Linked DNA regions of Homo sapiens: region 2 is linked to region 1. The links are chromatin contacts, found by Hi-C in ENCODE. All regions are on one chromosome and are shown on one strand. The core of a region is the stretch at or near the end of the contact, and the rest is flanking DNA. Distances in the headings are between cores, read along the strand shown. Region 1 has its middle 3.1 kb from the start of HAAO. Region 2 overlaps THADA (THADA armadillo repeat containing).

Region 1 (4,078 bases), core at 406-2,905:
TGCTGCTTGTCAGACCTTCCTCAAGGTCAATGACTACCTGCAGATAGAAATAATCTAGGCTTTGGAAGAACTTGCTGCCAAAGAGAAAGCTAATGAGGATGCTGTGCCAGTGTGTTTGGCTGCAGATTTCCCCAGTGCTGGCATGGGGTCATCCGGTGATGGACAAGAAGATGAACTGGACATAAAGAGTAGAGCAGCATACAACGTAACTTTGCTGAATTCATGGATCCTCCGAAAATCCCACACCTGAAAGAGAAACCTTATTTTGGCATGCGGAAAATGGCAGTGCGCTGGCATCATGCTGAAAATCTGGTGGACAGGCCCCAAAGAGGAAAGTGAGGACGACTCTCATCTTGAAGGCAGAGATCTTGATACTTGGCATGTTGGTGTTAAGATCTCATGGGATGTAAAGACACCTGGTTTGGCAACACCCCAAGGAGACTGCTATTTCATGCTTGGTAATCTTTGGAGAACCAAAATTATATTGCTACTCTAGCATCTAAATTTAGATTATTGGGTATATATTTTGAATATGTCTTATAAAGTAAACTTCTGGAGCATTTGATATTAATAGTGAAACTTCTTTACAAGAACATGTAACTAGGTTTTTCTTTTTTGAGATACTACTAAATTTTAAAAAGTTGCTTTTCTTTTTATTCTAAGTAGTTGTGGAGTTCCTCAAATATGCTAAACAATTTTCAGAATTATTCATGAAAGCTATTAAAGCATCCAAGTCAACTTATTAGTATAACTTGAAAAAATGCTTCCCTGTCTATATGCGTTTTTAGTAGTGAGAGAGTTTTGTCTAGTTTTGAATTTAGTTCTTCTCAGGAACAGCTGACCTGACAATGGGGCCTTTCTCTCAACTTGTCATTTAGTTCTTTCGGAAGAAATATCTCAGCTGTGGTTAGGCTAACTTAAGCTGTAGAGTTTGTGGGGCTTTTTTTTTTTTTCTTCCTGCTGTAAGTTTTTATTTTGTTTTTGGACTTTCTACTTGTTTTCCAATACGCAATGTGCAAACAGTATCCTTTTTTACTCAAAGCTTCTCGGGGCTTATTCTTTACTTGGCTCTAGTTCCTGATTCTTGGGGGTTTACCTCACTCTTGTCTACCTGGAGAAATCTACTCATATGTTAGTTTTGGAGCCCGGAAGAACCAGGGCTGACACTCAGTGTTTATAATAAGAGTTAATTCCCAATTTGGTATTTGTAGAGAGTCCACTGTGTTCCAAGTACTGTGTAAGGTTCCGGAGGAGATATCGGAGGTGGATAAATATTGGTCCTTGCCTTTGGGGAATTCAGAGTACCGAATAGCTCTTTAGGCCATTCTCTCATTAAGTATTTTCCAAATTTCAGCTCTTTGCACATCAGCTTCAAGGTTTTCGTCATATCCATGTACTACTTGTATAATTATTTACATACTATTTCTGCCTAGATAAACTAACCTTTTTTATCTTAGAAAAAACTGAATGGCTTAAAGTAACAAGTAAGACAGCTGGGCAAGTCTCTGCATGTCTCCCCTGGGTTCACTCATGCAGCTACAGTCATCTCAGATGGTCTTACACAGCTGGTGCAGGCTGTTGGCCAGCCTCACCCTCCACATTGTCTCTCATCCTCCAGGACACTAACCCAGGCTTCTACACATGGTGGGAGCAGCGTTCCAGGTGATGAGATCAGCAGCTGGGAGACCTGGTGAGGACTAGACTCAGATGTCCCATAGCATTAGTTCTGCTGCCTTCTGTATTCACAAGTCACAATGCCAAACATGATTCAACGAATAAGGAAATGGACTTCACCTCTTATTAGAACAGAGGCAAAGTCACAAGGCGTATGGATTCAGGAAGGGAAGGAGTTATTGTGTCATCTTTTTGATCAACTTACCATATCTGGAAAACACTAGCACAAAGTGGGTGTAGGAATATTAATATCAAAGTTGAAGTCAAGGTGAAAAGAAACTAAGAGGAAATATTTCTTAGAGATAAAAGAAACACTACAAGAAGAAGATAAAATAGTCATGAGCATGTTTTCGTCTAATGACATACATTCAGAATATGTAAAGCAAAAGCTGTTAAAGAATAAGGAGAGGCTGGGCACACTGGCTCGCAGCTGTAATCCCAGCACTTTGTGATTACAGCACTTTGTGAGCCCAGGAGTTCAAGACCAGCCTGGACAACATGGGGAAACCCCATCTCTACAAAAAAAATACAAAAAGCCAGGCGTGGTGGTGTGAGCCTGTAGTCCCAGCTACAGTGAGGACAGGCAGGAGGATCACATGAGCCCGGAGAGATTGAGGCTAAGATCGCACCACTGCACTCCAGCCTAGGCACAGAGTGAGAACCGGTCTCAAAAAAAAAAAAAAAAAAAAAAAGGAAAAATTGACCCCAAAAATCACAGTGTTAGATTTTAACATATCTCTCTTGGAAAATAAAATATTAAGCACTTTAAAAAATAAAGATCAAGACTATTTGACTAACACAATAGCATGACCTAATAGAAATATTCTGAACTACGTTCTAAGCAGAGTATACACATTCACAAAAATTGACCATAAGCTAAACTGCAAAGGAAATCTTAACACATCTCCCCACCCAAAAATAATACAACACGGACCATCTTCTCTCACCACAATGCAATACAATTAGAAATGAAAAACAAAACGATAGCCAAACAAAAAACAAACCAGTGTATGTCTAGAAACTTTTAAACAGACTTGTAAATAACTCAAGTTAAAGGGGTAGCAGGACCAGAACCTAGACTTCCAAATAACCAGTGTAGTTCATGATCTAGTCCTTTTGTTCATATAAAGCTATTTGTTTTAAAATAGTTGCTGAATTACATGAAAGGGTGAGAAAGTGGGAGAGACAGAAAGGCAGAGACAAAACAAGGTGGGCTGGGAAAGGGATTCACTGGAGCAACGAGTTCAGTGTATGGAAGAATTGAAGGGTCAGATAGTTATTACCAGCCAGGTTCAGCAAAGCCTAGAAGGATCTGCTGGTCTCAGTGACCTGGGCAGGCAAACACCACCCAGCGGAGGCCAGGGGAAGACACCAGCAAGCAGGCCAGATCCTTTGAGCTTGGATCGTGGGGTAGATTCTATTTGCTTCTAATCCTTTAGTGCAGATGAGCTCCTGTGTGCAGAGGAGAGAGGTGGCTCCTAGAAGCGGGTAAATTCCAGAAACTACAAGGGGCCCAACAGTCAGTATCCAGAAGGATTCCAGATGGTTCCAACTCAACAATGCCAGAATACTCACAACATAGCAACTGTCCGTTTTCTGAACATTGGAGTCCAGTGGTGCCTGAGCCAGGAGGCTTGCCAATTCAGTAGACCAGACGTGGTATTTGCTCTACACAGCACAAATCAGAGGGCATATTTGATAGTGATAACATAGCAGTCATTTAGCTTGTGTAGAGGGTTACTCGGGATATTTCAGACCCCCAAAATTCTACTTGTGGCCTTAATTATTCACATTATTTGATCACATCAGTTAAAATACAGAGTACCTATCATTCTTTCCTTTGCACTATGGTAACGGAACATCTGTTGGGCTGAAATCAATTTTTTCTCCTTTTTGTGTGAATTCATTGATGCCTTCATCCACCCACTCACCCATCCCTCCATTTAACTAACACTCAAAGCAAACTTAACACATCTCAGATCCTCAGTGCTTCATGTGTCATTGTTTACGTCTCCTCTGATTACTTGTAGATGAGAAAAATAAAGAAGGTGGTGTGAGTTACTTGGGTGCAAAACGATATTCTAGTTTTGCACTAGAAGTGCTCAGCTAAAACTGTGCTAGATAAATAACTAAAAAAAAGGAGAGAGAAAAATGAAAAAAAAAAAAAGAGCGTCAGAGAGGAAACGGGAGGGTCTCAGTGGGGAATTCGGCTTCCTGTCGTCTGGGTTTTGATTTTGAGTTGTACTAGAGGAGTCTTTATGTCTGGAATGCTGAGAAAACCAGCCCAGGCCAGGCGGGCTGTGAGGGCAGGATTTAGAGGCGTTTAGTTTCTTAAACTCTATAGTCTGGATTCCGGTGTCAGGGGCCTGAGCCATTTTCCTCCTCCCCTACCCGTCAGCTCCCA
Region 2 (4,078 bases), core at 882-3,381, 690 kb before region 1:
AAGGGCAAAGGATGAACATTCCAAAACAAATAGGTAAGCTCCATTTAAGGCTAACTTTACTTTTTTTAAAAAATACAATATTGTCCTGGCCAAAAACAAATTTTGAAATTGTGCCTACTGTTATAGATTCATCTAGAGCATAAAACTATAAAAATACTGTAATGAATTAACCTATGCTGCCAAGTTATAAACCCTTGGGCAAAAATATCAACTGTTTAATAAGTGGACCTTTCAAAGCAACAAAAATTTAGCAAGGTAGCAAGGGGTGAAATGTAGAGCTTGTTTCTCCATGCAAAAGCTAGTGTTTTTTTTGTTTTTTTTTTTTTAATTGCATCTTCTTTAAGTAGTCCTGAAATGTCTTAACTTTACTTGTATATATTATCCTAGCTTGTATAATATCTTTAATTTTATAGGTGGAAGTTTAAATGTTTATGATCCTCTCATTAGAACATCTCTCACATTACCTTTGCATTAAACTCTTGTACTAAGAGGAGCACCTATATGTGTTAACCACAAGAAATAAACAGTGCTTTTTACTTTTGGTCTTTAGTTTTATGTTTAACCTCTAATTTGTTTTTGTCTTTAAAAAACAGCTTTTTTGTTATGCCTGAAAAGAAACCTGTGGAACCATTTTGATTTTGGGTAGTTTTTAGATAAAAATGCACAAGATCTGTTTGTTTTTAAAGAAGAAAAGCTTTGAATAGTTGTTTTTTAGCACTTAAGAGGATTTAATGGTAATCTAATTGACTTGCAGTTGTTAACACTAGATGTCACTGTTGCTGCACATTTAATTACTTCCTTAACTTTATTTAGGATCCAGTTTGGCCCAGTGGTCTTTCTCTTGAGGATCTAGAGTTATATTCAAAGCCCTATTCCCTTCTTCCCTAAAAAAGTCATTATGCTTCATATTTAAGTTTTAAGCTAATGTTTATTGAAATGCATTTTTGTGTGATGGAACTAAATCTTAGGAATTAAAAAAATATGAAATCATTTTGTGATGTACTAGTGATAATTCTAATGAAACCTACTATGGTATTTCCGAATTATCATTTAAATTGCTTCTTGTCACCCTGTAACATTCACCAGATATTTAAAAGGAAGGTAACTGGCTGTAAGTATAAATCCCTTGAGCATGTTCAGGCAATACCAGAGAGCTTTTTAATTTTTTTTTTAACTGAGTATTTTTTAAATAAATAAAACATTACTCTTGTGGAGGGATGATTATAATTTTTATTTTTTAGCCTGTTCTTAAAGAAATTCTTCCTGTCACTAACTTGAAATCACTAATATTTGTTTCTCCTTAGCTTTGTCTATTTTGTTAATAATTCTCCAGTGTGCTACAGTTTAAAACAGTTGGGTCATGTTATAAGGCCTTGATAAATACTGGTATAAATGAAATATGATATTAAGTCATCAAACAAGTAAAATTAATGTTTAAAACTGAACTTGAAGAAAATTTTTTTTTGTTTTTTATGAAGTGATTCTTGAATATATATATAAATATATATACATTTTACTATGTATAGGAGAAAATGATCAGAAAATGAGAAAACCTCATTTAGGTTGTATCTGAGGGAGGAAGAATAGGGCAGTGATACTATACAATTTTAATTTTTTGCCAAAGTTACAATGATGGAAACCTCCATTATAAATTTATTCCTCTTGGATAGGAAAGATTACAAAATATATAAGATTTCTAGAAAAAAGGAAATAGGAATGAGAAGTTTTTAACTGTGAAGAATGTGAGAGCTTTTAATTTTAGTAATCTGAAGATCGGTATGGACCATTATGTGTACAAGGCTTCTGTTCCCTGTTTAACCCATGAAGATATATTTCTTGGCAGCTCCCATTAGGTTTGCTTTGCAAAACCTTTAGTGTCTTAAATTTGCAGTTGCTTGTGATGGTTCTTTTAGTTTTAGTTTGTTTAATTATGTCACTTTTTGTTTAAATGTTTATATGCCTGTTCCTTCCAATATTAACTTTCTGAAGGAAGGACCTTTTTCATCTGTTCTGGGTACGTAATGGGCACTTTAAGAAGGCTAGTAATAATGATATCTTGGTTGGTTACTTATCCACCGGATAACTAACCTCAGCCGGTGACACACCTCACAAGTCAGTTGTTTCCTTTCACAACCACAGATTGTCCTGCTCGCAATTTGGAAATGTGTGTTCTTGGTCAGAGGGAACTGGACATAAAAAGAACATCTGCTTTTTCCATCTAATGGGAAATAAAGGTCTGACTTGGAGTAAACAAACCTGGTTTCTAGGCATTTTGCTGCCACTGGAGATGACCTTAATAGGCCCCCTTATCCACTTTGCACTTCAGTTTCTCCATCTATATACCAGGAATAATAAGATCTGTGCTGTCTACTCCTAGGGCTATTGTGAGGATAAAACAAACTATTAGAAGTTCATTTTCTTTAACATATTGGAAGTCCTAGGCAATTAGAGATATAGTTTGGTTTTTCTTTCTGTTACCACTTCTGTGATTGTACTCATCTGATTGTCTTGCTCTTAAGACCGTGCTTTTTGAGGACAAGGTCAGTATCTTAACCATTCTTGGGTACCTAGAGTCTAGCATAGTATCTGGCATATAGAAGGCATATAGGAATAATTGCCTAATGAATAAGTAAATTTTGTTACTAGAGGAGAAATAAGAAATCTGGTTTCTACTCCTGCGTTTGTTACAATATAACCACTATAATCAACTGAGACAAAATAGCCAACCTCTCTGGGCTTTGGTTTTCTTCTCTGTAAAATAAGGTTTGGAATATTCCTGAGGTCTTTTCTTTTTTTAAAATACTAAAGTAAGGCTTTACATAATGTTACTGGAATTGTAAGTTTGGTAAAATGATGTATTCCCAGTGCCGTAGAACAGTCCCTGTCGCATAGTACAGACAAGAAGTTCCTGTTTCATATATAAAGAAAGGAGCAGAGGATCCTTTGTAAGTGTGTAGAGGGTACCTGTAATGACTGAATTTTTGCACCCATTAGTCTTATTTTAGATGTGTTTTTTGGGTTTTAAAGAATGAGAAAACAGAAGTTTCACTTGTGCTTTTAAAGTAATATTATTACATTTTAACTTTTAAAGCTCTTTTCCTTTCTGTTTATTGCTGCGTGACTGACTTGGCCTGACAGAATGAAGAACTGATTTTATGTAAAATCAGAACCAGCAAAGCTCTGCAACCTGTGCAATATGCATGTTTTCTAAAATAGCCTCCATCTCCATGTGAGTGAGCTCAGCTTCATAGCTCCTCATTTCTTACAGGACAGGAGCTAAACTAATATGGCGCTTAGCTCTAGGTCTTTCCTTTTAGCCCCTGTGTGTATTAACTTTCAGCTGTGAGTCCCAGCTAAATGATACATGTCAATATGTAGCAATCAGAAAAGGTTTATTTTTGACTTCTTGGAGTGTGCTTTGCCAAAGCTTCATGCAGGTTCTTAATGTATAGCATTGTCTAGCTTTTGCACACTCTCCACCTTAAATCAGTGAGCCAATGAGAATTTGAAAGCACTTATCATGAACTCAGTATTAACATAATAGGGGAGTACATGAAGAATATAAAACTTGGATCTTACTCAAGGAGTTTACAGTTCAGTTAGGAAGACAAAAATTGTTACATGTGAGTCAGATACAAATAGGAGACACCATATAAAAATCACCTGTACAATGTGATGTGAGTGATGAACACATTAGAAATTTATAAATGGTAGAATTGAGTGGAGTATATGTTGGGGGGAAGTAGTATTTTTTACAAGGCATTGGGAAATGAGTAGATTTGGGGTACATGGAAACAGGTAGATTGAAAGAGGAACAAAATAATAGTTTTGTTTACTGTGTTAAGTACAATCTCTATTCTGTCTTATTAAAGAGAGCTCATATTCAAATTAATAGCTTAGGATAATTTAGTACAATTTAAGAAGAAAATGTGTTTCTAAAATCATGGGATGATCCAAGTAAAATTGTTTCTAGTGACTATGTTGGGAGATGTTAAATTGTATTTATTTTATTTTCCAGGGTATAAGTGATAGAGAATTATTTTAGTTATTTTTCTTAGCATTTTAGTGGTGTAGGTCT

Evidence for each region. A loop is a pair of places that touch in the nucleus more often than their neighbours do. Pooled maps may share reads with other maps.
Region 2: a loop to region 1 is called in a pooled map, with 7 times the contacts of the local background. The contact joins two enhancer-like sites. A Hi-C loop is called at or near these places in 2 of 50 pooled maps.

Annotation. Positions count from the first base shown.
Region 1 is chr2:42,793,613-42,797,690 of GRCh38, reverse strand. It overlaps the pseudogene FTOP1. Among named protein-coding and RNA genes, the nearest start is that of HAAO, 3.1 kb to the right of the region's middle. RefSeq lists enhancers at 1,230-1,599, 2,114-2,163. Within about 2 kb of position 1,655, at least 8 of the 41 ENCODE cell types and tissues checked have a DNase peak (open chromatin) inside an H3K27ac peak, as active enhancers do.
Region 2 is chr2:43,481,189-43,485,266 of GRCh38, reverse strand. THADA (THADA armadillo repeat containing) reads left to right here. Exons shown (of 38, transcript NM_022065.5): 26 at 1-33. Among named protein-coding and RNA genes, the nearest start is that of THADA, 110 kb to the left of the region's middle. Within about 2 kb of position 2,131, at least 11 of the 41 ENCODE cell types and tissues checked have a DNase peak (open chromatin) inside an H3K27ac peak, as active enhancers do.